2 separate regions of the Homo sapiens genome follow, and region 2 is linked to region 1. Evidence: read pairs that join two places in POLR2A ChIA-PET (ENCODE). Cell type or tissue: GM12878. All regions are shown on one strand. Links, peaks and the distances in the headings refer to the core of each region. The heading gives the core; the rest is flanking DNA. Region 1 has its middle 68 kb from the start of ST3GAL6-AS1. Region 2 has its middle 28 kb from the start of CPOX.

What was found. ChIA-PET counts read pairs that join two places held together with the same protein. Peaks named below come from ENCODE experiments on the same cell type or tissue, not always from the same donor. Only the 100,000 strongest peaks of a DNase experiment are listed, where the experiment ranks them.
Region 2: POLR2A ChIA-PET joins it to region 1 with 10 read pairs; 2 of 35 experiments call an interaction of 5 or more read pairs at or near these places.

The regions. Positions count from the first base shown.
Region 1 is chr3:98,657,393-98,672,874 of GRCh38, forward strand. It overlaps the pseudogene WWP1P1. Among named protein-coding and RNA genes, the nearest start is that of ST3GAL6-AS1, 68 kb to the right of the region's middle. RefSeq lists a silencer at 73-367. In GM12878, for the core only: no CTCF peak of the experiment used is centred there; no DNase peak of the experiment used is centred there.
Region 2 is chr3:98,557,662-98,573,143 of GRCh38, forward strand. It overlaps a transcript of CPOX not described here. Among named protein-coding and RNA genes, the nearest start is that of CPOX, 28 kb to the right of the region's middle. RefSeq lists an enhancer at 4,611-4,660 and a silencer at 5,715-5,774. In GM12878, for the core only: no CTCF peak of the experiment used is centred there; a DNase peak (open chromatin) is centred at 6,168; H3K4me3 peaks cover 5,011 bases; H3K27ac peaks cover 8,000 bases.

The DNA of each region.
Region 1 (15,482 bases), core at 4,509-12,508:
AAGTACAGATGGAATAATGTGACATACAAGTGGACCACAAACACAGTATCACTAATCATCAGAAAAATGCAAATCAGGGCCGGGGTGGGGGTCGGGGGAGAGTCAGGTGTCGGCGAGCTGGAGCTCGGTGTGCCGGCACCCAGTGACTGCTGGCGGCCTGGGCTGCTGGGGCCGACGCCTGGGTGGCTGCCGCCGCCGCACCTGCTGCGAGATAGTGATCTTCGTCGCGGAAGGGTGAGGGCGCCCACTGCAGGAGGAGGTGCAGGTGCCGCGGCCGCCTGGCTGCCGGGAGCCGAAAGCTTCGCGCCTGGGTTGTGAGCTCCTTGAAACAGGGAATCGTGTCTTACTCATCTTTGTATCTCCAGTGTCTAGCAGTTCCTGATACATAGTTTTAGCTGAATTTTGGAACATGGCCACTGCCTCACCAAAGTCAGATACTACTAATAACCACAGTGGAAGGTTGCAGTTACAGGTAACTGTTTCTAGTGCCAAACTTAAGAGAAGAAAGAACTGGTTCGGAACAGCAATATATACAGAAGTAGTTGTAGATGAGGAAATTAGGAAAACAGCAAAATCCAGTAGTTCTTCTAATCTAAAATGGGATGAACAGCTAACTGTAAATGTTACGCCACAGACTACATTGGAATTTCGAGTTTGGAGTCATCACACTTTAAAAGCAGATGCTTAATTAGGAAATGCAACGACAGATCTGAAACAAGCTCTGTTGATACACAATAGAAAACTGGAAAGAGTGAAAGAACAATTAAAACTTTCCTTAGAAAACAAGAATGGCATAGCACAAACTGGTGAATTGACAGTTGTGCTTGATGGATTGGTGATTGAGCAAGAAAATATAACAAACTGCAGCTCAACTCCAGCCATAGAAATACAGCAAAATGGTGATGCCTTACATGAAAATGGAGAGCCTTCAGCAAGGACAACTGCCAGGTTGGCTATTGAAGGCACGAATGGAATAGATAATCATGTACCTACAAGCACTCTAGTCCAAAACTCATGCTGCTCGTATGTAGTTAATGGAGACAACATACCTTCATCTCCATCTCAGGTTGCTGCCAGACCCAAAAATACACCAGCCCCAAAACTACTCACATCTGAGCCTGCCGATGACACTGTTAATGGAGAATCATCCTCATTTGCACCAACTGATAATGCTTCTGTCATGGGTATTCCAGTAGTGTCTGAAGAAAATGCCTTGTCTCCAAATTGCACTAGTACTACTGTTGAAGATCCTCCAGTTCAAGAAATACTGACTTCCTCAGAAAACAATGAATGCATTCCTTCTACCAGTGCAGAATTGGGATCTGAATCTAGAAGTATATTAGACCCTGACACCTCTAATTCTGGAAGTAGTTCTGCTTTTGAAACAGCCAAATCAAGACAGCCAGATGGGTGTATGGATCCAGTATAGCAGGAGTCTGGGAATGCCAACACAGAAACCTTGCCATCAGGGTGGGAACAAAGAAAATATCCTCATGGTAGAACCTATTATGTGGATCATAATACTCAAACTACCACACGGGAGAGACCACAACCTTTACCTTCAGGTTGGGAAAGAAGAGTTGATGATCGTGGAAGAGCTTATTATGTGGATCATAACACCAGAAGAACAACATGGCAGCGGCCTACCATGGAATGGGTCAGAAATTTTGAACAGTGGCAATCTCAGCAGAACCAACCTCAGGGAGCTATGCAACAGTTTAACCAATGATACCTCTATTCAGCTTCAATGTTAGCCGCAGAAAATGACCCTCATGGACCTTTGCCACCAGGCCGGGAAAAAAGAGTGGATTCAACAGACAGGGTTTACTTTGTGAATCGTAATACAAAAACAACCCAGTGGGAAGATCCAAGAACTCAAGGCTTACAGAATGAAGAACCTCTGCCAGAAGGCTGGGAAATAAGATATACTCGTGAAGGTGTAAGGTACTTTGTTAATCACAATGCAAGAACAACAACATTCAAAGATCCTTGCAATGGGAAGTCATCCATAACTAAAGGTGGTCCACAAATTGATTATGAACACAGCTTTAGGCGGAAACTTGCTCACTTCCGTTATTTGTGCCAGTCTAATGCACTACCCAGTCATGTAAAGATCAATGTGTCCCGGCAGACATTGTTTGAAGATTCCTTCCAACAGATTATGGCATTAAAACCTTATGACTTGAGGAGGTGCTTATATGTAATATTTAGAGGAGAAGAAGGACTTGATTATGGTGGCCTAGCAAGAGAATGGCTTTTCTTGCTTTCACATGAAGTTTTGAACCCAATGTAATGCTTATTTGAGTATGTGGGGAAGAACAACTATTCTCTGCAGATAAATCCAGCATCAACCATTAATCCAGACCATCTTTCATACTACTGTTTCATTGGTCGTTTTATTGCCATGGCACTATTTCATGGAAAGCTTATAGATACTGGTTTCTCTTTACCATTCTACAAGCATATGTTAAGTAAAAAACTTACTATTAAGGATTTGGAATCTATTGATACTGAATTTTATAACTCCCTTATCTGGATAAGAGATAACAACATTGAAGAATGTGGCTTAGAACTGTACTTTTCTGTTGACATGGAGAGTTGGGGAAAAGTTACTTCACATGACCTGAAGTTGGGAGTTTCCAATATTCTGGTGACTGAGGAGAACAAAGATGAATATATTGGTTTAATGACAGAATGGCATTTTTCTCGAGGAGTACAAGAACAGACCAAAGCTTTCCTTGATGGTTTTAATGGAGTTGTTCCTCATCAGTGGCTACAGTACTTCAATGAAAAAGAATTAGAGGTTACGTTGTGTGGCACACAGCAGGTTGACTTGGCAGATTGGCAGAGAAATACTGTTTATCAACATTATACAAGAAACAGCAAGCAAATCATTCGGTTCTGGCAGTTTGTGAAAGAGACAGACAATGAAGTAAGAATGCTACTATTGCAGTTCGTCACTGGAACCTGCCGTTTATCTCTAGGAGGATTTGCTGAGCTCATGGGAAGTAATGGGCCTCAAAAGTTTTGCATTGAAAAAGTTGGCAAAGATACTTGGTTACCAAGAAGCCATACATGTTTTAATCTCTTGGATCTACCACCATATAAGAGTTATGAACAACTAAAGGAAAAACTTCTTTTTGCAATAGAAGAGACAGAGGGATGTGGACAAGAATGAATGTGGCTTCTTATTTTGGAGGATCTCTTGCATTCAAATACCCCAGCCAAGAAAAATTGCACATAGTGTATATAAGCTGTTCATTCTGTACAGTGAATTTTCTGAACCTCTCAAAGTATGTTTTCCATTCTTCCACAGCAATATGCAAAACATATTTCATCCTTTTCTACTTTATTTGTTGTCCTTTGAAATGATTGACCAGGAAAAAGATCATCCTTAAATTTTGAAGCAAGTGAGAGACTTTATTAAAAATACATATGTATCTATATAAGCATATGTGATAGTGGCTCTAGTTTTATAGAGTTGCAAGTGTATTAAACATGACAGCTGTTCATTCATAAAGATCTGGATTTGCTTTACCTTGTTAATATTATCTAGGCGAAAAAGTGCAAATTGCTCCATGTTCTTCTCTCCCTTGTGTAACATCTCCTGAGGGTGTTTATTTGTATGTCTGTTCAGGAAGGTATTAAGGGCTTAGGCCAAATCTTACTTTGAGTATGTTAAAAAAAAAATGCTGCTGGCTTTTCTGAAGACAGGTGCTTGAACCTGTCAGTTGGTTTTAAATAAATAGTTGAAAATTTTTCTTTCTCTGTTACATCAGTAATATTGTCAAAGTAATGGATAAAACCATAACTTACACATGAAAGTCATATACCAGATCTGATACTATTTAGTTTATTATCAAAATTGGAAGGATTCATTGAGCAGCAAAGAAGTTTGTTTACATGATACTTTGAGATGCTAGATATTTGTGGAATTAAAAAGAATCAGGCACTGCTGTACTTTGTTTTTAAATCTGTGATTTTTTCAAATTTAATTCATAATAAATTGATGCAATTTCATACCTAGGAACATATAAAAGGTAATGTGAACTCTGCCACTTGTTTTGTGTTCAAAGTTTCGGTTTTATGAAGCCAGATGGATTGAAGAGTTACATAAGCATTTGAGTGCTCTAATATGAGGCTAACGATTTTCTGTTAGTGTTTGAATATCTTCATTCCTCTCAAATTCATAACAGTTCTATTTATCTGAATTAAATAAGCATATTAAAAAAAAGAAGTGACATTTATCAGCCTCTGGAATTCAATGCTGTTCTTTTCTTATGTTTATATCTTTGCAAGACATAGATGAGCTGAAGCCTCCATTTTGTAGGTATTCCATAAAATCTTATGGTGCTTTGTGGCTTGCAGGGAAGATTAACCACCAACAAACAACATAGGTAGATATCACAAAATAGTAAAAAGGGTAAAAACAATACATTTGGTAGCATCAAAGTACTTATGGATAGATAGAATATTGACCAAATGGGAAGAACTGAAAGGTGGAATAAATTATAATGTCTTCTGTTCCAAAAATGAGGAAGATTATGCCTTCCTTTCTTTTTCTTAATATTTCAGATGGATACTTCACATAACAGCATAACTCATCAATTCCATATTGCCATAAAATTAGTCCATACCTAAATTTTCATTTCGCTTTTGGATCAGAACAACAACAACAAACTATGATAGCTAAATATTTCAAATAATACTACCAAAGCAAGGGAAATTACATTGATACAGACACATGTATATCATGCTGGCAGTGTTTTAAATACATTCCATATTTTTTGGAAATAACTTTTTTATCACATATTTGTGTAGTATTTTCAATTATTTTTCTTGGCTTTAGAAGTCACATTTTGTTGAAATTAATAAGGCATTTATTAGTGGGGCTAGTTTTTGTTCAAAGATTCTGAGATGGTATCAGCTACTGATAGGTAATCTATCTCATCATTTTATAGAAACAGAGCAATTTCAATGGAAAACTATTAGGAGATCTAAACCTGATAGTTTTTGTAGTAAATTTTGTTTGTGAAATTTTAAACTTCTACTTCTCTAACTTATTTTAAAATTTACAAAATGGTTTCAAGAAAAAAGACCAAATCTTAATACATCTCTATAGTACTTAACTGAATTAGAAACCCAGCAAAAATAAAGTACAAGATTTCATGATATTATTATATGGCTATGTTCTTTCAAATTAGTCCTGAAACAAAAGGAAAGAATTTTCCTCCACTGTATCATTAGCTGCCCTGTCTGCCTACCTGTGACCTTTGCTGGTGACCTGCAGTTCTGGCTGGAAAGGGGAGAAAAAGAAGTAGAAATTTTCAGTTCAGGGCTGGTCCTTATAAAATTTGTCTTTCTGTGCCTCTCAGCAGCTAGCTTGCTTGCTCTCTCTCTCTTTCCTCTTTCTCTTTCTTTCTTTCTTTTTTCCTTCCTTCCATCCCTCCTTCCTTCCTTCCTCCTTTCCTTTTGTTTTCTTTCTTTCTCTCTCTTTCGTTCTTTTCTCTCTGTTTCTCTCTCCTTCCTTCTTTCATTCCTTCCTCCTTCCTTCCTTCCTTTCTCTCTCTCTCACTTTCATTCATTCGTTCATTCCTTCATTCGTTCTTCACTGTCACCCAGGCTGAAGTGCAGTGGAACAATCATAGCTCACTGCATCTTCGACCTCCCAGGCTCAAGTGATCCTCCTGCCTCAGCCTCTCAAGTGGCAGGGACTACAGGCATGCACTATCACACCCAGCTAATTTTCTTTTTTTTCTTTTTTTGTGGAGATAGGGTCTCACTATGTTGCCCAGGCTGGTCTTGAACTCCTGGCCTCAAGCAATTCTCCTGCCTCGTCCTCCCCAAGTGCTGGGATTACAGGCATGAGCCAGTGTGCTTGGCCAGCATATTTTATTTTCTTAAAAGAGGCTCATATCCTTAATTCCCACATGAACTTGAACTCATTGTTAACGATATCCTAGGTTGGGTCAGGCAAAAAACTTCATACTACAGCAGATGACATGGAATGAAAGTCCTGATGAGAAGCTCAGTTCCAACAATGACTTTTGGCAAGTCCTGTTACCTTTCTAGGATCAGAGTTCTCACCTCTAAGATGGGGAGGAGGGTGGCTGGCTCATCAATTCTAAACCTCATTTCTCCTGTAACACACATAACAGATGATCATGTCTATGAACAAAAAACACTCACTGAGGAAACCCAAAACATTTCCCAAGATATAAAGCAAAGAGCAAGGAGAATTTTTTTATGTTCTTTACAGTTTTGTTTTAACATAATATGAGGGGTTATATAATACTTCACTGAGAGCCAAATAAAAGAACAGCAAATGAATTTTATTTCCTTCTAGTAAAGTAGTATAATGGTTTATGTAGACCAGTTTGGTTTGACATGGCATTCCAAAAAGCACTTATGAGCTTATAAGTAAATAAAATTGCTATTTATTTCACAAGGAAAAAAATGGGCCTAACTAAATTCTTATTTTTTTCTTAATTTTTAAAATTTTTGTGGGTACATAGTTGGTATATGTATTTATGGGGTACAAGAGATGTTTTGATACAGGCATTCAGTGTGACATAAGCACATCATGAAAAATAGGGTGTTTATCCCCTCAAGCATTTATCCTTTGAGTTACAAACAATTCAACTGTACTCTTTAAGTTATTTTAAATAAATTCTTAAATGTTTAAAAAATGAATTTTGATATTTTATTATCCTCTACCCCAAGATAAACTAAATTGAGCAGATCTATGTGTTGGCATATTTAATATTCTGATATGTGTGACTTTCTTTTCTTTTCTTTTTTCTTTGAGAGGGAGTCTTGCTCTGTCGCCCAGATTGGAGTGCAGTGGCGCGATCTCGGCTCACTGCAACCTCTGGTTCAAGCGATTCTCCTGTCTCAGCCTGGGATTACAGGCTCCTGCCACCATACCTGGCTAATTTGGGTATTTTTAGTAGAGGTGGGGTTTCACCATGTTGGTCAGGCTGGTCTCAAACTGCTGACCTCAAGTGATCCACCTGCCTTCGCCTCTCAAAGTGCTGGGATTACTGGCCTGAGCCACCAAGCCAGGCCGTGACTTTTTTTGTTTTTTTGTTTTTTTGTTTTGTTTTGTTTTTTGGTTTTTTTTTGAGACGGAGTGTCGCTCTTTCGCCCCCGCCGGAGTCTCGCTCTTTTGCCCAGGCCGGAGTGCAGTGGCGCTGTCTCGGCTCACTGCAAGCTCCGCCTCCCAGGTTCACGCCATTCTCCTGCCTCAGCCTCCCAAGTAGCTGGAACTACAGTCGTCCGCCACCACGCCTGGCTAATTTTTTTTGTATTTTTAGTAGAGATGGGGTTTCACCGTGTTAGCCAGGATGGTCTCGATCTCCTGACCTCGTGATCTGCCTGCCTCGGCCTCCCAAAATGCTGGGATTACAGGCGTGAGCCACCGTGCCCGGCCGTGACTTTCTAATAGGATAATGGAGCACACAGCAGGTACTCCCTGGATCAGCGTCCTGAGACAACAGTTTGGGAAAAGCTTGTCAAGTGCTAAGAACCTAAGATTTGGAGCTAGAGACCTGTGGCTTGGTCCTAATTCTTCCACTCACTGTGTGATCTTCCACAAATCACTTGACTTCTGAGGTTTCAGCTTTATCATATGTAATCACGGATAATTACACTGTACCTCTAGAGATTGTAGTGAAACAAAAGAAGCTAGTAATTTCTTAATGACTAACATATTGTTGTTGGATGATAAATGCTGTCATTAGAACCTTTTCTTTCTAGTTTTCACTAGAAAGACAGACTCTTATTTCTACTATAAACAGACCCAGCCTGATACCACATCTGAAATATCCTCCTACTGATCTGGAATCATGAAAATATTCCCAGTACTAAATTTTTAATTCCATTTAATGAGCACATATTAACCACTTCCTTTATACTATGAAAGTACATGATATAAGAATAAGACATCATTTTAGCCTTTGAATTTCTTACAATCCAGTTGCCACAGTTTACTCTGCAGTCTTAATTTAAACTCCTCAATGCTAATGCAAAAGTTATATTAATTTCACCCCACTTTTTTTTTTAGCAAATTCTTATTTAAATATATAGAATGAAGATATGGCCAAATAATAAATATAGATGGGCATTTGCACCAACATTCTACACAATTTGTAACTACATTTAGGAAATGAGATAAGCCATGCTTTTAAAGTTTTCAGTATTGTCTTAATTACCTGGGGAAGTTATAATCAGCTTTAAAACAACAAGGAAAGAAGAAATTGTACTGCAAACAGGAAAAAAATAAATGTAAGAAAGAAAAGTAAGGGAAGCAGCTCATTGTTTTTATTTAGAAAAGTTGTAAAAGCATGTTTCATTTTGGTTTAACTGAGAGTTAGCAGTATTTCATCTTTTTAATATATTTTGACAAACAAAAGTTGTGTATGTTTATTATGTACAACATGATGTTTTGATATATGTATACATTGTGGAATGGCCAATTCAAGCTAATTAACATACACATTATTTTACTTTTTTTGTGGTGAAAACACTTAAAACCTACCCTCTTAACAATTTCAAGTATACAATACATTGTTAACTATAGCCATCATGTTTTACAACAAACTTTGGGTCTAACCGAAATTTTACGCCTTTGACCATCTCTACAACCTCCTCCGAAGTGCCTTGAAACCACCATTCTAGCCTCTGTCTAGTCTCTGGTCTATGAGGCTGACAATTCTACATATAAGGGAGATCATGTGGTATTTGTCTTTCTGTGTCTGACGTTTCCCTTAACATAATATTCTCTAGATTTATCCTTGTTGTTGCAAATGACAGGATTTTATTATTTTTGAAAGCTAAATAATATCCCATTGTGTATATATACCACATTTTCTTTGTCCATTCGTCCACTGATAGATATATTATAATACTTAAGTTGATCCCTTAGCTTGGCTATGGTGAATGATGCCACAGTGAACGTGGGAGTGCAGAAACTAATTTCATTTAGTGGAATTGCTGGATTATATGGTAGCTCTAGTTTTAATTTTTTGAGCAACCTTCATATTGTTTTTCATAATGGCTGTACTAATTAACATTTCCACCAACAGTGTAGAAGGGTTCCCTTTTCTCCACATCCTCACCAACATTTGTTATCATTTTTTTTTTGATAATAGACATTCTAACAGGTATGAGATGATATCTCATTGCAGTTTTAGTTTGCATTTCCCTGATGATTAGTGATGTTGAGCATTTTGTCATATACCTGTTTGTTGTTTGTATGTATTCTTTTGAGAAATGTGTATTCAAATCTTTTCCCCATTTTTTAATCAGGTTATTTGTTTTTTTATTATTGAGTTGTTTGAGTTCCTTATATATTCTCTTTCAATCTCTCAAAATATATTATTGAACTGTACTCGCCTATTTTTGGACTGTGATTGACTACAGGTAACTAAACCATGGAAAGCAAAACTGCAGCAGATAAGGAGGGACTACTGTACTCAATAGTGAAGAACTGAAAGCTTTTCCTCTAAGATCAGGAACAAGCAAGGATGTCCACTCCTGCCACTTTTATTCAACATAATACTGGAAATCCTAGGCAGAACAATTAAGTAAGAAAAAGAAATAAAAGTCATCCAGGCCAGGCATGGTGGAAGCCAGGCGAGGTAGTTCACACATATAATCCCAGCACTTTGGGGGGCCAAGGCAGGTGGGTCATTTGAGGTCAAGAGTTTGAGACCAGGGTGGCCAACATGGCGAAACCTCATCTCTACTAAAAATACAAAAATTAGTTGGATGTGGTAGTGTACGCCTGTAGTCCCAGCTACTGGGAAGACTGAGGCAGGAGAATCGCCTGAACCTGGGAGGTAGAGGTTGCAGTGAGCTGAGATCATGCCATTGTACTCCAGCCTGGGCAACAGAGTGAGACTCCATCTCAAAAAAAAAAAAAAAAAAGTTAAATTGTCTCTGTAGATGACATGGTTTTACGTATAGAAAACCCTAAAGTCTCCACCAAAAAAACTGTTAGGGCTGATAAAGGAATTCAGGACTGTTTCAGGATACAAAAATTAACATAAAAAGCAGCATTTCTATATACTAACAAACTATTTGAAAAAAGTTAAAAGAATAATTTCATAATACCAAAAAAAAACCCTTAGGAATAAATTTAACAAGAAAGTAAAAGACTGAAACCTATAAAACATTGATAAAAGAAATTTTAAAAGACACAAATAATTGAAATGGTATCCCTTGTCCATGGATTAGAAGAATTAATAATGTGAAAATATCCATGCTACTCAAGGTAATAGAGAGATTCAATACAATCCCTATGAAAATTCCAATGACATTTTTCACAGAAATATAAAAACAATCCTAAAAGTCATATGGAACCACAAAAGACTCTGAATAGCCAAACCAATCTTGTGCCAAAAGAATAAGCCTAGAACAACACACTATGTGATTTCAAAATCTACTATAAAGCTATAAGAACCAAAATAGCATGATGTTGGCATAAAAACAGACACATAGACCAACGGAACAGAATACAGAGTCCAGAAATATTTCCTCTTTAAAATATTAACTTTTGGCCAGGCGCAGAGGCTCACGCCTGTAATCCCAGCACCTCAGGAGTCTGAGGCGGGTGGATCACGAGGTCAAGAGATCAAGACCATCCTAGCCAACATGGTGAAAACCCATCTCTACTAAAAATACAAAAATTAGCTAGGCATGGTAGTGTGTGCCTGTAGTCCCAGCTACTTGGGAGGCTGAGGAAGGAGAATCGCATGAACCCAGGAGATGGAGGTTGCAGTGAGCAGAGATTGTGCCACTGCACTCCAGCCTGGCAACAGAGTGAGACTCCGTCTCAATAATAAATAAATAAAATAATAAAATATTAACTTTTATGAAACTTCCTATTACACAGGGGAGAAATAAGAAATACTAATTGAGCTTTTCTAAAATTATAGACTATATCGTGGATATTAGACACTCAAATACTTATGTTAAATCACGGTAGGAGCTGGAAAGACCAATAAGATATGTGTGAACTCAAGAGTTGCTACTGGCATAAAAATTGATGCACTATTTCTAGCAATATATAGCAAGAACCCTAAAAAGTTTGTAGCTTCAACGTTATAATCCCAATATTGGAAATTTAAAGAATAAAAGCTTTATTTATACACCTTTGTAAAACAGCGGCATTTGTAAGAGCAAAGCCCTTGAAACAATCTGATTGTGTAGCAGCTACACAATGGCTGATTAAACGACAGGTGTCATGAGGAAATTTGTGCAACCACTAACAACACAAATACAAGATTGTAGAAAAGTGAATGCAAAACTATCTTAAGTACAAACAAGGGTAAAGTGATTATGACTAGGCAAAGCCAATGCATGCATGTATACAACTGAAAAAGCCATGTAGAGATATAAATAATTCTTTAATATGAAAGCATTTGTTTATTTTAACAGCTTAGTGAGATATAATTTACATGTCATAAAATTCATCTGTTTAAAGTGTACTATTGAATGGTTTTAAGTACATATATAGACTGCTTATTTTTAAAAATGACTTAAACTTTTTTTTTTTTTTTGGTGAGACAGGGTCTCACTCTCTCACCCAGACAGGAGTGTGTTGGTGCGATCTTGGCTCATCGCAACCTCTGCCTCCCAGGCTCAAGTGATTCTCCTGCCTCAGCCTCCTGAGTAGCTGGGATTACAGGTGCACACCACTACCACCCGGCTAATTTGTGTATTTTTAGTAGAAATGGGGTTTCACCATGTTGGCCAGGATGGTCTCCAACCCCTGACTGCAAATGATCCACCCAAAGTGCTGGAGTGCTAGGATTACAGGCATGAGCCACCGCACCCAGCCAACTTTTCTTTTTTCTTTCTTTTTTTTTTTTTTTTTTTTTTTTGAGACAGAGTCTCTTTCTGTTGCTGATGCTGGAGTGCAGTGGTGGGATCTTGGCTCATTGCAACCTCTGCCTCCCAGGTTCAAGCAATTCTCCTGCCTCAGCCTCCTGAGTAGCTGGGATTACAGGCACGCATCACTACGCCTGGCTAATTTTTTATTTTTTTAGTAGAGACGGGGTTTCACCATGTTGTTCAGGCTGGTCTCAAATTCCTGACCTTGTGATCCGCTGCCTCGGCCTCCCAAAGTGCTGGGATTACAGGCATGAGCCACCGTACCCGGCCCCCAACTTTTAAGATGAGGCAAGAGATCAGTAGATCTAATTGCCTGGTACAAATAGGACTCATATTTGAATTTGTTTAAGCTCTACTGAAAAATTATTGCTACTGTGTCCATGTAGTGAACATAATTCCAAATACTATGTTTGGATCTAACATCCAAATAGATATCAAGCCAGTCCAACAAGATTTTTTTTTAAATCTGAGTCCATTACTGGCAGTAAATTTCCTCTTTATTTCCCAGCTCACATAAGGTTTGTATTCTGTCCCAACTGGTCCCAGCAAGTTTAAATGCACTATGTCTAATGTCACTTCTAGAGCCTACAGTCTCTCATACATTCTGCTTTGTTAGGAAGAAAGAAGCAACATGATATAGTTGGTTTTATCTTAAGAAAAAATGTGGAATGATGATAAACACACAGGCTTTGGATTTACACTTGGATTTGAACTCAAGCTCTGCTATTTGTTATGTACTCTGAGGCTTACTTGCCCCAGTTACCTCGTCTATAAAATAGGGCTAATGTCACTTTTTTGCAGGGTGGTAATTGACCTGGTAAATATTAAGCACTTAGCACAATAGCTGGAATGTTGGTGAGGCTCATTCCCTGGAGTAACTACTATGATGATAAATCCCTGATTAATTAGCACAGAGCCACATACACTGGAGCTTTGTTTCCCAGACCGCACCAACCATGAGAAAACCAAATAGAGGCATGAGTTACAATTAAAGAATTATTTCTGCACCCCTCCCTTTTCCTGGGACTCTCACTGTGGCGAACACCATTGCAGAACAGAGGGAATGCCCCACACACCTCCTCCTTGGTTGTCTGTGCGTGTCCACAGAGCTGTCCTGCATCAACAGTGCCACCGCCACTCATCTTCCTCTAGCACTGATGACCTGTCTCACCAAAGTGCCATCCTCATCCCAAGTATATGGTTCTGCTTTTTCCCATTCATAACTTTTGGAAAACTTCAAAAGATGGTCTTGTTCCTTGGGGGAATAACCCAGCCACACCAGCTGTGATTACAGAATCAAGTTAAACTTCCCTACTGTCTTGGCAGGAACCTCACCAACCTACTTGCTGGACATTTCCACACCTGCACACATACACATCTGCTTAAACTATACCCCAAACATTTTTGAGATTTTCCCAAAGTATTTTGGTTATAAACCCCTCAGGTTCTTTCGACAGAATTCCTGTAACTATATGTGCATAAGTATGTGTGTGAGTGTGTGTGTTTTCTTCTTAGATGTGAACTCAAACATTATTTTTTTCCTGCTCTAAAGAGGTTTGGCAAGGTTTTGACCATTGAGAGGCTGAGTTTCACTTTTGCCAAAAAAAAGAAAAAAGTTGAGGGCTTTGTTTTCAAAAACCTAGAATGGGCCAGGCACAGTGGCTCACACCCGTAATCCTAGCACTTTGGAAAACTGACGTGGGTGGATTGTTTGAGCCCAGGAGTTTGAGACCAGCCTGGGAAACATGGGAAACCCCCATCTCTTCAAAAAATACAAAAAAAAAAAAAAAAAAAGCTGAGTGTGGTGGTGCACGCCTGTAGTCCCAGCTCCTTGGGAGGCTGAGGTGGGAGGATAACCTGAGCTCAGCAGGTCAAGGTTGCAGTGAGCCAAAATTGTGCCACTGCACTCCAGCCTGGGCAACAAACAGAATGAGACCCTGTCTCAATAAATAAATACACAAAAAATCAACAACAACAACAAAAAACTAGAATGGCATCTAGGAGGTGGGTTGTTTGAAAAGGTCAGGGTTCCAAGGGTTGAGAGGGAAAGGAGTGGCCTGGACTTGAGGAAGGGGAGTGGTGGAAATCTTTTTGCACAACCTCAATGTGGTGCAGCTATGCGGGCATCCCCTATGTGAGAACAGGCAGTGGTTCCTGATCGTAAAGCTTAGTGTAGAATGCATTGTTCAGTTTGGAAAAATGAACATTTTCACGTGACAAACATAGGGTCAAGATCAGCAGTTCGTCCTTAAATTACCAAAGGCCCTAGGATTCCTGTAGAATTGTCAGTTAAAATTAAGATTTTCTACCACATAAAAATTAGATTTTCTTTCACCTTTGATGGGTGTTGTTGGGGAAGGGAGGTCAGATTGATTTTATTTGGAAAATAAAATAATGTTACATTTTCTTTACTTTGAGTGCCTGGAATAAATCACGTTGGTTACTCTCCCATTTCAGCTTCATTCAACTCATAGCAAGGATTCCTACGCTTGCTGAGAAGTACCCTTGGCTTCCCTATTATTTTGAGAAGTTGCATTCTCAAGGGATTATCTGGAAAGCAAAGACAGATTTATATAAAATTAATTATTTTTCTTTGGAGTTTATGTGATTAGATTCAACCATCTAGATTATTAAAATAGTTATTGTCTGAAAAGACAATGTGTGAACTCTGAAGCAAACTAAAACTATATACATACGGTGCAGAAAACAGAAGTTTTGGAGACAAAAAACAACCTTTGCCACCTTGGACAAGTTGTTTACTCTCTCTAAGGCTTGGTATTTTCAACTGTAAAATAAAAAAATTAAGTATATTTTTCATGAGGTGATAGTGAAGAAGAAAACAAATACATACTTAAAGGGACATAGGCTTCAAGAAATACTCATTTTATTCTCTGTTATAGCCACAATGGTTTCTTTTGATCTCCCTTTTTAACAAACCTTATTGATATATATACAGAAAAGACTATCATAAGCATAGAATTTGATGAATTATCACAGAAAGAACATATCCTAATAATCACCGTAATATCAAGAACTAGGACATCCCAATGTCAGGGAAGAACCTCCTGTGTCCGTTCTGATCATTACCTCCTCTACCTCATCCCCTAATGTAAACAATCTCCTGACTTCTATCATTTAGTTATGCCTGATTTTAAAATTTAATACATAATGAATCATATAGTCTATATCATTCTGTATCTGGCTTTTTTCACTTACCATTATGTTGGTAAAATTTGCTCTGATTTTGCACTAAACAGGAATTTGTTCATGTTCATTTTTCAAGAGATTTTCCATTGTTTGAATGTGCCATATTATATTTATCCTTTCTTACGTTGGTGAGCGTTCATGTTGTTTCCAGACTTGAGCTATTATACATAGTACTGTGTGACAATTTGTATGTATGTGTATGCATTTCTGCTGGGAATATGAATAGGAGCCAAATTGCTGGATCACGTGTTATGTGCAGGTACAGCTTTAGTATACCCTGCCATAGTTTTCCAAATTGCTGTGCCAGTTTTCTCTCTCAAACAAGTATATGAGTTCCTTTTGTTCCACAGCTCTGCACTTGGTATTTATAATTTTAA
Region 2 (15,482 bases), core at 2,968-10,967, 100 kb before region 1:
TTTCATCAGTTATTTGCACCTTAATATGACAAAGGATATGAGATGAGGTTTTTTTGTGACACATTGTAATAACCCAAAGTTGTTAGTTTACATTAGGGCTCACTCCTGGTGTTGTATATTCTATGGATTGGGACAAATGCGTAATGACATACATCCACCATTACAGTATCATACAGAGTAGTTTCACTGCCCTAAAAATCCTTTGTGTGCCACCTATTAATCCCCCCTACTCCCCACAACCACTCATTTTTTTACTCTGAGATGAGTTTTTAACGGTAGGAAAAAAAAAGAAAATTTGAACAAACAGAAATACAGAAGATGAGGGCATTTAGTACTTAAAATATGTGGGATTATGTGGGTGGGAGAATTGAAGATCTAAGGAGAAACTGCAACTTTGTAAGTGAATTAGAGACACATCTTTCTCTTCCCCACCCATCCTCCCGTCTTGATAAAGACTCAGCTCAGTGGTTTGCAAACATTTTTTTAAATTTAATTTTATTTTATTTTAAGTTCTGGGATACACGTGCAGGATGTGCAGGTTTGTTACACAGGTAAACGTGTGCCACAGTGGTTTGCTGCATCTATCAACCCATCACCTAGGTATTAAGCCCAGCCTACGTTAGTTATTTATCCTGATGCTCTCCCTCCCCCGACTCTGACAGGCCCCAGTGTGTGTTGTTCCCCTCCTTGTGTACATGTGTTCAAAAACCCTACCTTGAAGTCAAAGCTTACATATATATACATCACATATTAGGTAAGAACATAATTGACATAAATTTGTGTTGGAATAAAAGCATAGCTATTTTAATCAGATTTATAGTCCTATATGTACTTCAGCATTCACTTCAGCTGTTTGGAAAAAAAGAACAAAATAAGAAGCTGGATCTCTCTCAACCCTTATGTCAAAATACATTTCTGGTGCAGTGATGTGCTAGAGTTGGCATATATCAGCTGGCAAGAGCCAACTGTGCACATCTTTTCCTAACTCTGTGTTCAGCGAAGTCACATGGGCAGCTTGAAATTGGACATGATGGGAGTATTTACACTTTGGAAATTGGCAAATACTACAATTCAGAGCTTTTTGTTGTTGTTTTGAGAGCCAATTTTGTAGTCATTGCTACTGGTAGGAAAAAACTAGTATCTTATTAACTCAGAAGATAATATGGGAGTTTTCCTTTGAACAATTCCCAGTGTGGTAGGGAAAGCTTTATAAAACCTAAAATCTTTTTCTAAAAGATACATTTTACACAAACACATAGACCAATGGAACAGAATAGAGAACTCAGAAATAAGACTGCACACCTACAACCATCTGATCGTCGACAAACCTGACAAAGACAAGCAATGGGAAAAGGGTCTCTATTTAATAAATGGTGCTGGGAGAACTGGCTAGCCATATGCAGAAAATTGAAACTGGATCCCTTCCTTGTACCTTCTACAAAACTAAAACTCAAGATGGATTAAAGACTCAAATGTAAAACCCAAAACAATAAAAACCTTAGAAGAAAATCTAGGCAATACCATTCAGGACATAAGCACAGGCAAAGATTTCATGATGAAAACACCAAAAGCAATTGCAACAAAAGCAAAAATTGACAAATGGGATCTAATTGAACTAAAGAGCTTCTGCACAGCAAAAGAAATTATCATTAGAGTGAACAGACAACCTACAGAATGGGAGAAAATTTTTGCAATCTATCTGATGGGCAAAGGTCTAATATCCAGAGTCAACAAGGAACTTAAACAAATTTATAAGAAAAAAACAACTCCTTTTAAAGGTGGGCAAAGGACACGAATAGACACTTCTCAAAAGAAGACATTCATGCAGCCAACAAACATATGAATAAAAGCTCAATATCACCTATATTAGAGAAATGCAAATCAAAACCATAATGAGACACAATTTCATGCAAGTCAGAATAGCAATTACTACAACATCAAGAAACAACAGATGCTGGTGAGGTTGCTGAGAAAAGGGAACACTTTTACACTGTCAGTGGGAATGTAAATTATTTCAACCATGTGGAAGACAGTGTGGCAATTCCTCAAACATCTAGAAGCAGAAATACCATTTGACCCAGCAATCCCACTACTGGGTATATACCCAAAGGAAAATAAATCATTCTATTTTAAAGATACATGCATGCATGTGTTTATTGCAGCAGTATTCCCAATAGCAAAGACATGGAATTAACCCAAATGCCCATCAATGATAGACTGGATAAAGAAAATGTGATACATATACACCATGGAATACTACGCAGCCATAAAAAGGAACAAGATCATATCATTTGCAGGGACATGGATGGAGCTGGAAGCTGTTATCCTCAGCAAACTAATGCAGGAACAGAAAACCAGGCACTGCATGTTCTCACTTATAAGTGGGAGCCAAATGATGAGGACACATGGACACACGGTGGGCAACAACACATGTTGGGGTGTGTCATGGGAGCAGGGGGAGGGAGAGCATCAGGAATAATAACTAATAGATGTTGGGCTTAACACTTAGGTGATAGGTTGATCTGTGCAGCAAACCACCATGGCACGCATTTACCTATGTAACAAACCTGTATATCCTGCACATGTACCCCAGAACTTAAAATAAAAATTGATGAAAAAATAAAAGATACATTTTACTACAAAAAGTAAACATTTTCTGCCCTAAAAAGATGTATAAACTATGTTACAATAAAAATTTCAAAATGGGGAAAAACATGCATACTTATAAAAAAGGGCTAATTTTCTTATTATACAAAAAGCTCTAATAGCAAAAAGATCAATTCAATATAAAGCGAGTTAAGATATAAATTGGCAGTTAACAGAAATATAAATATAAATTGTCAATGAATATTTTATAAATGCTCAACCTCCTGCATAACTAAGTCCAAGTTGGAAAAAAAAAAACTTTTTTAAAAGTTATAAAATGGCAAAATTATAGTGTGAGCTTCAATGTTGAGGGTAGGTATGGAGAAGCCCACTCATTCACTGTGGGACACTGTTAAATTAAATTGCATATTATTAAGTGAAATTTAAAATTCACACTCTTTTCAACTATTTTCAATTCTATTCCTAAGAATTTGTTTTACAGACTTTTTATATTCTCACAAAAATAAGTAGACGTGGATGATCATTGTGACATTGTTTGTCTATTAGTTATCTACTCCTGTGCTTAAAAATTACCCCAAAACTTTAAAGTTTAAAGTCATAATAGACATCATTATCTCATAGAGTTTCTGTGTCTCAGTTATTGGAGAGCAATTTAGTTGAGTGGCTGTTTCATGGGGTTGTAGTCAATGTGTTGACAGAGACTGCAGTCATCTCAAAGTCTGACTGGGGCTGGAAGATCCAATTCCAATTTGACCTGTGGGCTGACAAGTTGCAAGAGGGCCAAGCTCCTCACCCCTTGCCTCCCAATATAACTGTTGGAGGATCTTCATGATAAGTTAACTGGCATCTCCCAGAATGAGTAATTCAAGAAAGTACAAGGCAGAAGCCACTATGCTTTTTATAACCTAGTCGTGGAAGTCATATGTTGCCATTCGCACAATGTCTTCTTGTTACACAGGACAGACTAATTCAATGAGGGAAGGGAATACACAAGGAGATAATGCTCATTGGGGGCCATCTTTTGAGACTGCCTGCCACAGTTTGGAAGGATGAAAAAAACAAAGAAAGGAAAAGTATCTTAATATCCATTGATAAAGTACTGGGTAAATAAATTTTTAAACTTAATTAAATGTTATAGAGCATTTAATATATTAATTAAATGTTATAGAGCTTTTAATATATATTTAATATGTAATATAAAATTATAAGGTGTTTATTAAAAAGAAGGAAGCAGCCTAAATGTGTTGCTATGGAAAAATGCCCAAAATACACTAAAGTATATAAAGCACATATTTATATATTTATTATAAGACTCCTTCAATATTTTTATAAAAATAGACATTTATGCATAGTTATATGCATAAGAGTGAGAAATTTCCTCAAAGATGTATAAGGATCTATCAGTGGGTGGTGAAACCTGGGGGTGAGATAGTGGTAGGGATATGTAACTTTTTATTTTATGCCGTATACTTATACTAGTAATGTTTGAAAAAAAACTTACAATGAAAATGTATTACATTTATAATATTTAAAACTAGCAAAATTATGCTCCACAGAGCTCTACAGGACACATAGCCAAAGGGGAATATCATTTGAGCCAAGCTCAGACAGACTTCTCCCTGACTATCTCCTGCTCAGAGGAGCTGAGTATGTAGGCAGGAGAAACATACGTTGGTTTTCTGAATAGAGAACTGAGAGCTACCCAATCTCTAGTCTTCAGCCTTTGCAAAGCTGGATTAACAAGATGGTAATTATCCCAAAAGTAGAATTCTATTGTGGCATATTTCTCCCTATTCTGAAGCCATAGGGTCCATCAGAGAATCAGGAAGCTGAGAATCTGCAGGGATGGCAGGGTATGCAGTCGGCAGCAGTTACACAGGATCACACCACAGTGGAAAACCTCTCAGCACCTTGGTGTTAGCAAAACTCAGCTCCAGTGGATTTCCAAAGCATCCACTACTATTACAGCAAGGCCAGGGCATCTGAACACCTGTCTTAGAAGATTTTCAGGAACTGTAGCGGCTGGGAGTTGAGTGAGCACTCTTGGTGGATTACCTTGAAGTGATGGAGACCCAGGTCAGCCTGTGCTCAGTTGATTACAAGGCCAAGTTGGGGGTTTGAACCCTCAAAAGAAATCCTCCACTGAGTTGAGGAAAAGGATAGCTGAGAATTGTCTGCAGCGAGAAACCACAAGACCTCTGAGTCACAGAGCTTTAAAGGAAGCCTTCTAATAGCTGGTATCAAAATGCAAATAATATAAGAATTATACAGATGCAGTTAACATTTATTGAAGACTTATTTTTCATCTACTAATTATACTCATTTTGTAGATGAAAAAGATGAGAATTGGAGAAGTTAGGCAATCTTCCCAAGGATATTACACATCCTTTAAATTTTTCAGTTTTAACAAATGATTCAAAAATGTCTTTTTAAAAAAATGAAATTTTGATCAAACATTTTAAGAACTTCTGAAACATTTCTGCACAAGACAATTTAAAAACCACTGCTTTGCTATTTAACCACTGGAACCAGTAGGTGGAATTTACGGAAAGGTAGATTTCTGTTCAATATAAAATATAAGTTTATTCATAACTAAATTATCCAATTATAAAATGAAATTTTCTGAGGGGTAGTTAAGTTCTCCATCACTGGAAATGTTCAAGCAGAATCACTATTATTACCTCTTAGGTATATTAGAAGTGTGAGCAGCATACAATTGGATTTCCTTCCAAAACTAAGATCTGATGTTCTCTGAAAAGAGGCTTCACTTTTCTTTCTTTCTTTCCTTCTTTTTCTTTCTTTCTTTCCCTCCTTCTTTTCTTTCTTTCTTTTTTTTTTTCTTGAGGTGGAGTCTCGCTCTGTCGCCCAGGCTGGAGTGCAGTGGCACAATCTTTGCTCACTGCAACTTCTGCCTCCCAGGTTCAAGTGATTCTCTTGCCTCAGCCTCCTGAGTAGCTGGGACAGGCATGTGCCACCAAGCGCAGCTAATTTTTGTATTTTTAGCAGAGATGGGGTTTCACCATGTTGGCCAGCCTGGTCTCAAACTCCTGACCTCAGATGATCCATCTGCCTCGGCCTCCCAAAGTGCTGGGATTACAGGTGTGAGCCACCGTGCCTGGCATTCACTTTGTTATCTCTCAGGTTAAATTGAGTCAAAACTTCTGATTACAGAAGGCTGAACTAAGTATATTTCCTGAAATTTTGGAGTTTTAATAGTAATAGTAAACATGTATAAAGCACTTACTATGTGCTTGGCACTGTTTTAATTGCTTTACATTTGTTAACATAGGTCATCTTTTCTACTGTCCTATTGAGGTATGTATTATTTATACAGAATTACATTGAATTCTAACCTCAAAATCTAGCTACCAAGTCCATGTTCTTCAGCAGTTTGTGATATTTATGCTACATATAGTGATACAGTTGCAAGTATATGACCCTACAAGTGGATAAGAGTTTAGCTAAAACACTGCAAATAAATGAATAAACAGATGCAGGAAGTGGTTTGTTGCATAATAGGGAGTTTCTATCCATGTTTCTATAGTTGTGTCACCAAACCACAGGTTGGTACTTTGAAAAAAATCAGTGCTATAAAAGCTTTCGTATCATTAACATTCCTTAATTCTGAACTCAGTAAAAGCTTAATCAAAGATGGTATTAGGAGAATACAAGTTCTCTAGCATTTTTTATTTGTTTGTTTCCATAACTATAGGATTTGTTTTCAAAGAGTAACAACCATAAGACATTTACAGTTCCTTTCTTGAATGCAAATAATGGTTAGGGGCTGGAGGCACCTAAACTGTGAGACAAGGTATTGATTCCTATTGAGCTTTCATAATTCTGGGTGAGAGTGATGTCAGAGGCCAGACTATTTTTTTTTTTTTTTTTTTTTTTTTTTTGTGGCAGGGTCCCTCTCTGTCGCCCGGGCTGGAGTGCAGTTGTGTGATCTCAGCTCACTGCAACCTCCACCTCCCAGGCTCAAGTGATTCTCGTGCCTCAGCCTCCCAAGTAGCTGGGATTACAGGCACATGCCACCACACCTGGCTAACTTTTGTATTTTTAGCAGAGACTAAACAGGGTTTCACCATGTTGGCCAGGCTGGTCTCAAACTCCTGGTCGCAAGTGATCTGCCTGCCTTGGCCTCCCAAAGTGTTGGGATTGCAGGTGTGAGCCACGGCACCCAGCCCAGACTACCTTTTGCTCAGCACTTGGCTCTGTGGGGGTGAGCAAAAACTTCAACCCTCCACACCTCAATTTTCTCAGGCATGCAATGAGAATAACTTCCTCGGGGTTATTTCAGATATTGACTAAGTTAACTTAAGTAATGTTAGAACACTGTCTGGCACCCTCAGTGTTGGGTATTAGCACTAGCTGGTGTGAAGAGAGATGGAGCATATAAATGTAAATTTAAGTTTACAAAGAGATAAATAATTTGACTGTTATGTGAGAGTCAGGTGAGAGTTACAGATACCAAATATACCTGGGTTTAAAGAGAGGTGTGACTGTTATGGGTGGCAGTGTTGTGGCCCACAGGGGCAGACTCTCAGGGTGAGGATACTTGAGCAGGGCCAGGAAATGAATTATTTTGTTCACCTTTGATGTGGCCCACATTCAAATGCTTCACAAGTACAACGTTCTCAGCTAAGCTAAGGTGGTCTTCGATACGCACTTGACCACAACGGAAAAAAAAAAAAAAAAACAAAGAATGAAAAAGTTAAACAACAGGTGGGAAGTCAATGCTGAATAAAAAATTAAGATACGCAAAAGTTAACATGTTATTTCCTTCCTAAATAAAACACATGTGCATACAAAAATACATGTATAATATTCTGATATATTTATAAATACCTATCCTTGAATTGTTTTTCACTTTTCCAGCCAAATTCCCTCATCAAATTACTGAATTTTCCTAGCTTAAAAATTATTATTTTTGATTTTGACTAGAGAAAGTGAAAGGCAATTTACTGCCACATCTATCTATATTACATAAACATACATGCTCATATATACTTTCCACTGGGAAGGGAAGAATCATGATATGAAAATGACTAAACTCTTTCTCTCTGACTGATCTAGTCTCCTCTTCTTCCTACCTTTAAAGTGCTGAACAGTCATTTGCCCAGCTTTCTATGTATCAAATATCTGATTGTTTGTTTTAATGTCTTCAGTGCGGCTTTAACTGATTTCCTGAATACCTAATGTCCACATAACACTTAAAAGCTTGTAAAACTCTTTCCCATATGTTATTTTATTGACTTCCCACAGTAATTTTTGGAGGTACACATTACTCATTCTCTTTTACAGAGGAGTTAAGAGTAGAGTCTGTGTGACGTCCCCTAAATCACACAGCTATGACCGGTCTGAAATATGGGCTCAGGTTGTATGGGAATACTACCAAAGATTTCAGAAATGATCATTATGCATTCACGGGTCCTCTGGTGCCTGGTTATAAAGTAAAAGGGTGAACAATTCAGATTTATATTTGAATCTCTGTCTATAAAGTTTTTTTGTGTTACAGCCACTTGTCTTACTTTTATTTCATTTTTGTTTTTTTTTTTTTTCTTCTATCTGAAAGAAAGCTAGAGAGTTATTTCCCCTCACAAGCTTCAAAAACCTGCCAGGCAGAGACTGATTCCCACAACCCCTCTCTGTGGTCTGGGCTTCAGGGAACAAGAAGTAGAGTGGCGGACCACATTCTTCCTCTAGTAGCAGAGACACACTGGACCACTGGGTCCTGGGAAACTTTTCCCAGGGACTGTCTTTATTGCTCCACTCTCACGACAATAACACACACTCAAACAAGCACTCACGTAACCCTGTATACAGCTGCATCAGCACCCAGAAAACGTGGCCTAATGTAGCAAAGGTAATTCCTACCGTAAAGTCCTTTAGCAGAAATGGTTCACGATGGGCCTGTAACAATGTAAGGAGTTTTTACAAAGAGCCAGGGGTAGGGCACAGGGAGAGGGTGGGGAAGGGCCATTAGGGGAGATGTAAGCGGGACACTCAAGATGGACCAGGAACTTATTTGAAAGCGGTAGTTAACAACCAGAAGGGAGAAGAATTTCACCCAACCCAGGAAATAGGAACCCGTGGCCTAACGACCCCTTGGGAATCCTGTGTCTTTAGCGGAAGGCGTGAGAAAAAAGGAGTAAAGTGAAGTATAACTGAAGCTTCAGGAATTAGAGAAAATGGAAAGGGTGCATGTAGGAAGGAAAAGAAAGACAAGGTGGAGGTTAAAGGCAAGTTGCAGGTTTTAGTGGCATGGTGATTAATTTTATGTCAACATGGTGGGGCCATAGTGCCCAGATATGTGGTCAAACGTTATTCTGGATGTTTCTGTAAGAGTGTTTTGGGTGAGACTAACATTTAAATAAGTGGACTTTGAGGAAAGCAGTTTGCCCTTTATAAAGTGGGTGGGCCTCATCCAGTCAGTGGATGTTCTAAATAGAACAAAAGACTGACCTTCCTGAGCAAGAGAGAATTCTGGCAGCAGGCATGAACTGCAGATTTGGGACTTGCCAGTCTCTATATTCACCAATTCCTTAAATAAAGCTATATACAGACATACACACATGCATCCTATTGGTTCTGTTTCTCTGGAAAACCCTAACTATCACAAGCAGGCTGTGGTCATCAAGCTACATAGGGAGGGATATGAAGCTGGTGAACAAAAAACAGGGATATAGCAGGAAGCCAAACTGCGGCTCTATTAGGCAGGCATTTGAACACTGACCTTGCTCTTGGCCTCATCTTAATTTCCCACCATTAGTTTCCCTTTGTCAACTTTTCTTATTTTCAATTGAATTCATCTCACTATATTTTATGCATTATTATATATGTCACCTTAAGTCCTTTCTGGGACAAATTAGAAGTATAAATAAATAGATTATTATCATCTGGAGCAATTATGTAAGACTAGATTTAGATTCTCTACAAATAAAGAAGAGACATGAATTACACAAATCTAAGAAAAAATGATGAAGAGATATAGATGATAAATGACATAAAATTTAAAAGATGTGCAGTAGAAATCCAAGGGTGTATGCAAGGGAAAGTAGTTTAGTCATAGGATAGAAAGTATTGAGATTAATCAAGAGGCTAAAACATCAAACCACAGAGATATAAGCAAGCAGCAAAAACTCTTCATTTAAAAAAAAAAGGTTTACAAATCAGAGAAAATGGATTTTGTGTTAGTATGCCCACCTAAATTTTTTGAACATTATATAATTAAAATATTTTCTGATGGGAGAAAATTAAAAGGTTCAAGAATGAAGATGTACGAGGTCATGAAAACATAATGCTGTGTTCTCTTTGTACGTATATACAAAGACTATAGAGTAAGACTTCTTACTCTAAAAAAATTCTGAACTAATAAAAATTCAGGTGTACTTTTGCCCTATGTCAATAAGATGAGTTGATGGGATTTCTGACTTTACCTAAGATTATAGCAAAGCACTAATAAGTTGAAGAACAATCAGCAGTTAACTTAGACTTTCACACCACAAAAGCAGAGTAAGAATGAGAGGACTCCACCCCAGCTACCCACACAAGAACCGGGCCAGGGTAAAATCAAACTCTGTTGTGGCCTGAGACACAGGGTTTGATTTTTACCCTGGCCAAGTTCTTGTGTGGGTATCTGGGGTGGAGCTACCCACACAATAGGAACAACATTGAGAGGAAGCCCAAAGATTTTTCAGGGAGAAGCATTCTTCAACTTGTTACCCATTTTTCCTAAACAGAAAGTGTCTTCAGTCTCATGCTTTTGCTTATCCCTGTGGTATTTACACCAATCAGACCATGAAGAGATGATGCTGTGGTGGCAGCACAAAAAAACTGTGTTGGAGTTTTGAAGCATTGATAGCATTTCCTTCAAGTTGTCACTAAAATATAATTTGAAGAAAATAAGGTAGACCTGTAAAAACCAGAATATGCTTTTCTTTTAGTGTCTTTCTATACAAACAGAAATATACCCAAGTTCCTCTGGAACTCACGAGATATCTTCATGATTGAGCCAGAGGGCTGCTGTGTTTAGAAAACATAACCCTAGACACAGTGATCATTGATTTAAATGTAACTTCTAAACTCTCAAGCAAAAACTTGAAAAAGGTCACACATCTGGACCATTGTCCAGCACCCACTTTATAAAATACCTTCCCCTGTACCTTGAGGTGTACAAAATCTGTGACTTAGTTTGCATTTTATAAACAATAGTTTTACTTATTATTAACATAGACAGAAAAGACATTTGGGCACCATGTATAAAGTTCTATGAATCTTTAAGAACGATTGGAACCTGTTAAAGAATACTTTTCTCAGAACATATCTTACTTCTTAAAGTTAAAACTAGTTAGATGATAACGTGTATTTAATTCAGCTCAACAGTGAGGTCAAAAACAGGAAGAGGTCTTTAAGAACAGCGGTAATGTAATGGCAACACATGATAAAAATTAATGTAACAGAATGGAAAGTTTTTTCTAATAAGAAGCATCTATATGATAAAAATATGCACAATTAAAATGTTTTGAGGGCTTAAAAATCCATGGCCTTTACTCTTTAATATTTTTATTAATCTAATAAATAAAATCAGTTAAACAATCAAATAGTAGTAAAAGGTTATGACAAAACCCAGCAATTCCCTTTCCATTTCTATTCACCTCAGCCCTGCTGCCCAAAAGCAACAACTTTTAAATCTTTTTGATCTGTCTATTTACCTCTGTATTTCTAAGTTTAATCTCTTATCTGTTCTATTATATATTCATTAGAAGCCTGCCTATCTGTGGTCTCTTTACTTATTTTTTCTCTTTCTCTTATATTTTCCTCAAATATCTGATGACCCTGGCTATCTATTATTCTTTCTAATGTTTTCTCATTGATTCAAGTAATTTTGTTTGCTCTTATTTTTATTATAAGTTCTAGGGTACATGTGCACAACGTGCAGGTTTATTACATAGGTATACATGCGCCGTGTTGGTTTTGCTGCACCCATCAACTTATAATTTACATTAGGTATTTCTCCTAATGCTATCCCTCCCCCAGCCCACTACCTCCCAACAGGCCCCGGTGCGTGACGTTCCCCTCCCTGTGTCCAGGTGTTCTCATTGTTCAACTCCCACCTATGAGTGAGAACATGCAGTGTTTGGTTTTCTGTCCTTGTGATGTTTTGCTGAGAATGATGGTTTCCAGCTTCATCCATGTCCCTGTAAAGGACATGAACTCATTCTTTTTTATGGCTGCATAGTATTCCATGGTGTGTATGTGCCACATTTTCTTTATCCATTCTATCATTGAGGGACATTTGGGTTGGTTCCAAGTCTTTGCTATTGTGAATAGTGCCACAATAAACATACATGTGCATGTGTCTTTATAGTAGCATGATTTATAATCCTTTGGGTATATACCCAGTAATGAGATTGCTGGGTCAAATGGTATTTCTAGTTCTAGATCCTTGAGGAATCGCCACACTGTCTTCCACAATGGTTGAACTAATTTACACTCCCACCAACAGTGTAAAAGCATTCCTATTTCTCCACATCCTCTCCAGCATCTATTGTTTCCTGACTTTTTAATGATTGCCATTCTAACTGGCGTGAGATGGTATCTCATTATGGTTTTGATTTGCAATTCTCTGATGACCAGTGATGATGAGCATGTTTTCATATGTCTGTTGGCTGCATAAGTGTCTTCTTTTGAGAAGTGTCTGTTCATATCCTTTGCCCACTTTTTGATGGGGTTGTTTTCTTCTTGTAAATTTTTTTAAGTTCTTTGTAAATTCTACTTTGTAAAGTAGGGGCAAAGAAAAGAGTTAATCATTTTGTAGTGAAAATGTCAAAGCCTACAGCAGTATTTTTTTTTTCTCTAGAACTATTCATTATTTATTTGGAAAAAAAAAAAAGCCCTTGAATCTCCTGCCCAGCTGGAGACCAAGTTCCCATAAAGAAACGGGGCAGCCGATGGGCTAGAGCCCTCAGTCAGTAGCTCACTTGCTCACTTTCAAGAAACCCCTTATTTTCAGCCCCGGTCGATTATCTGCCTTTGAAAGGTTTAAATAACAGGGGGAGATGCTTAAGGCATAAAAAAGAAAACAGTGAGTATTCAAAATTATATATGCAATATGATTTAACTACATTAAAATATGCATAAAATACCTAGAAAGAAATATACCAAAATTTTGAGTATTTATGGTGACTTCTGAGTGGTGGAATCAAATGTAATTATATCCTTAATACCATTGTTTATTTTCCAAGATTTCCACAAAGCATACACACTAATTTAAATACGTGGGAAAAATACTTGATTTTTAAAGAAACATGTATCAGGATGCCAACAAGAAAACCCACAGAAGTGAATGTTAGTATCAGAGTAAGAGTTTTTCTGATCATAGCTTAAAAGATTTTAATTAAATACTTGATATACACATTAATATTTATAAAATATGAGGATACTAAGAAATATCCTATTAATATATTGAAATGTTGAAATGGCCACTTGTATATCAGAATCCAGCTGTAGAACACTACTAAGAACTTTGAAGCCATCTGTGAATCCTGCCTCAGTTCCATTCTCCATTCACCTGAATTTGGTATTTGTCATTAGCTTTTCATTAGTTTTATCACTTATGTGTATCTTTAAATAGCCTATGGCCTAGCTTTGCATCTTTTGAATTTTGTACAAATGGAACCACATTGCATGTATTGTTCTGCAGGTTATTTTATCTTCACTCAATGTCTGTGATATTCATCCATATTAATTTTCCCAGTTCTATAATTTATATACACATAACATGAGTCTAGGGCATTTCATTTTATTAATATACCAGAATTTATTTATCTATTCTTCCATTTATTAAACTTGGGTTGCTTCTAGATTTTATCATTACAATTTTACCTCTTCTTTTCTAATCTTTGTATTTCTAATTCTTTCTCTTGTCTAAACTTATTAGCTTAGCATCTCTAATACAATATTGAATAATAGTAGTGATACTGAAGATCCTTATCTTGTTTCTGCCTGCTAATTTCTCTTTTTCCTTTTCTTCAGTTTGCTTGGTTGTCTTGTAAAATTTCTTGATTGAGAAATAGTTTATTTTCATTTTTCCTTCTTTATCAATATAAATATTTAAGGCTTTAAGAAAACGCTGTGGCCGGGCGCGGTGGCTCACGCCTGTAATCCCAGCACTTTGGGAGGCCGAGGCGGGCGGATCACGAGGTCAGGAGATCGAGACCATCCCGGCTAAAACGGTGAAACCCCGTCTCTACTAAAAATACAAAAAATTAGCCGGGCGTAGTGGCGGGCGCCTGTAGTCCCAGCTACTTGGGAGGCTGAGGCAGGAGAATGGCGTGAACCCGGGAGGCGGAGCTTGCAGTGAGCCGAGATCCCGCCACTGCACTCCAGCCTGGGCGACAGAGCGAGACTCCGTCTCAAAAAAAAAAAGAAAAAAGAAAAAAAAGAAAACGCTGTATTAGTTATGTCTCATAGGGTGTAGTAGGTATTGTTTATATTATCAGTATTTCCTAGATATGAGTAATTTTGGTTTATATTTCCTCTTTGATCCAAGACTGGGCTAAGAAAAAAAGCTGTTGTAATTTACAAGATGTTGGAGTTTTTAGTTTTTTATTTGCTTGTTCATTTTTGTCTTGTTGTATTATAGAGAATATTGTCAGTATAGTTTCTGTTTTTTAAAATTTCTTATGGAGTTTGTAATTTAGAAAAGAATTTTGTCAATTTTTATGAATGTCCCTAGGTACTTGGAAGGGTTGTCTCTATTTTCAGGGTTCAGAGTTCAAAATATATATAAGTTAGAGACACTTTGTTACTCATGTAATTTACATCTTCTACATCTTTAATGTGCTTCCCCTGACTTGCTCTGTCAGGGACTGAGTGAAATAATTCAACAACTACAAGTGTGCATCAGTCTAGCTCCTGGATTTTTTTCTCCTTGTGAATATAGTTATGTACTTTGGTCCATTGATATTTATAGCGTTTTACATTCACATTTTAAGTACTCTTCTTTTTCTTATGTTATGCTTTTAGATGTGAATTCCATAATGGCTGATATGAGTATCATAACTCCTTCATTTTTTTAAGTTTGTACTTGCCTGGTATAGCTATCATTTTTTACTTTCTGAAGTATTTTGTCTTAAAGGTATCTGTTTTTTATAGCATCTATTTCTTTATGGTCCCACTTGAAATATTTTAACAGTATGTTATGAAACTTTTATTTATTGATATGTATGCCATTTTTTATTGATTGATAGGATGGGTATGTTTGCTATAGCTTTATCATATGGTTCTTGTTATTTTCTAAATTTGTAGTTTAAAGTCTCTCACTTAAGTTTGGTTTATATTTCTAGTCTACTGATTACCTTTACTATACTGTATTTAACATCTTCATTCTCCATTTCTTTAGACAGTGTCCATTAGTTTTCTCTAAAACCAATGGGAAATTAGCATCCTTTCACTTCCTGCCCTGTAACTCCGGCCAGAGGTAAGAAGCCAAGCTTTATGGTCATTATATTCTTTCTTTGGTTTATCAAGACATTCTGCTTTCTTCTCCACTTTCATTTTTAGTCCATCAAATTGTAAAAACGTATACACTATTTGAATAAGCAATTTTTCAATTACAAGCTGCTGATTTTTTTACACCCAAAATGTGTGTATTTGTGAAATACCCACATAATTAAATTAATGTATTGTAGACATAATAAAATTACACACAAACAGAGCTTTTGAAATGATAAAAATGTTTTCCTACCTGTCTTCACTGAATCACACACACCCCCTGGGGTATAAACTCTAAATTGAATACACACATTTAGATGAATAGTCCTCAATCTTTTTAGAATTATGTTTCCTCTGAGAGTCAAATTAACATTATT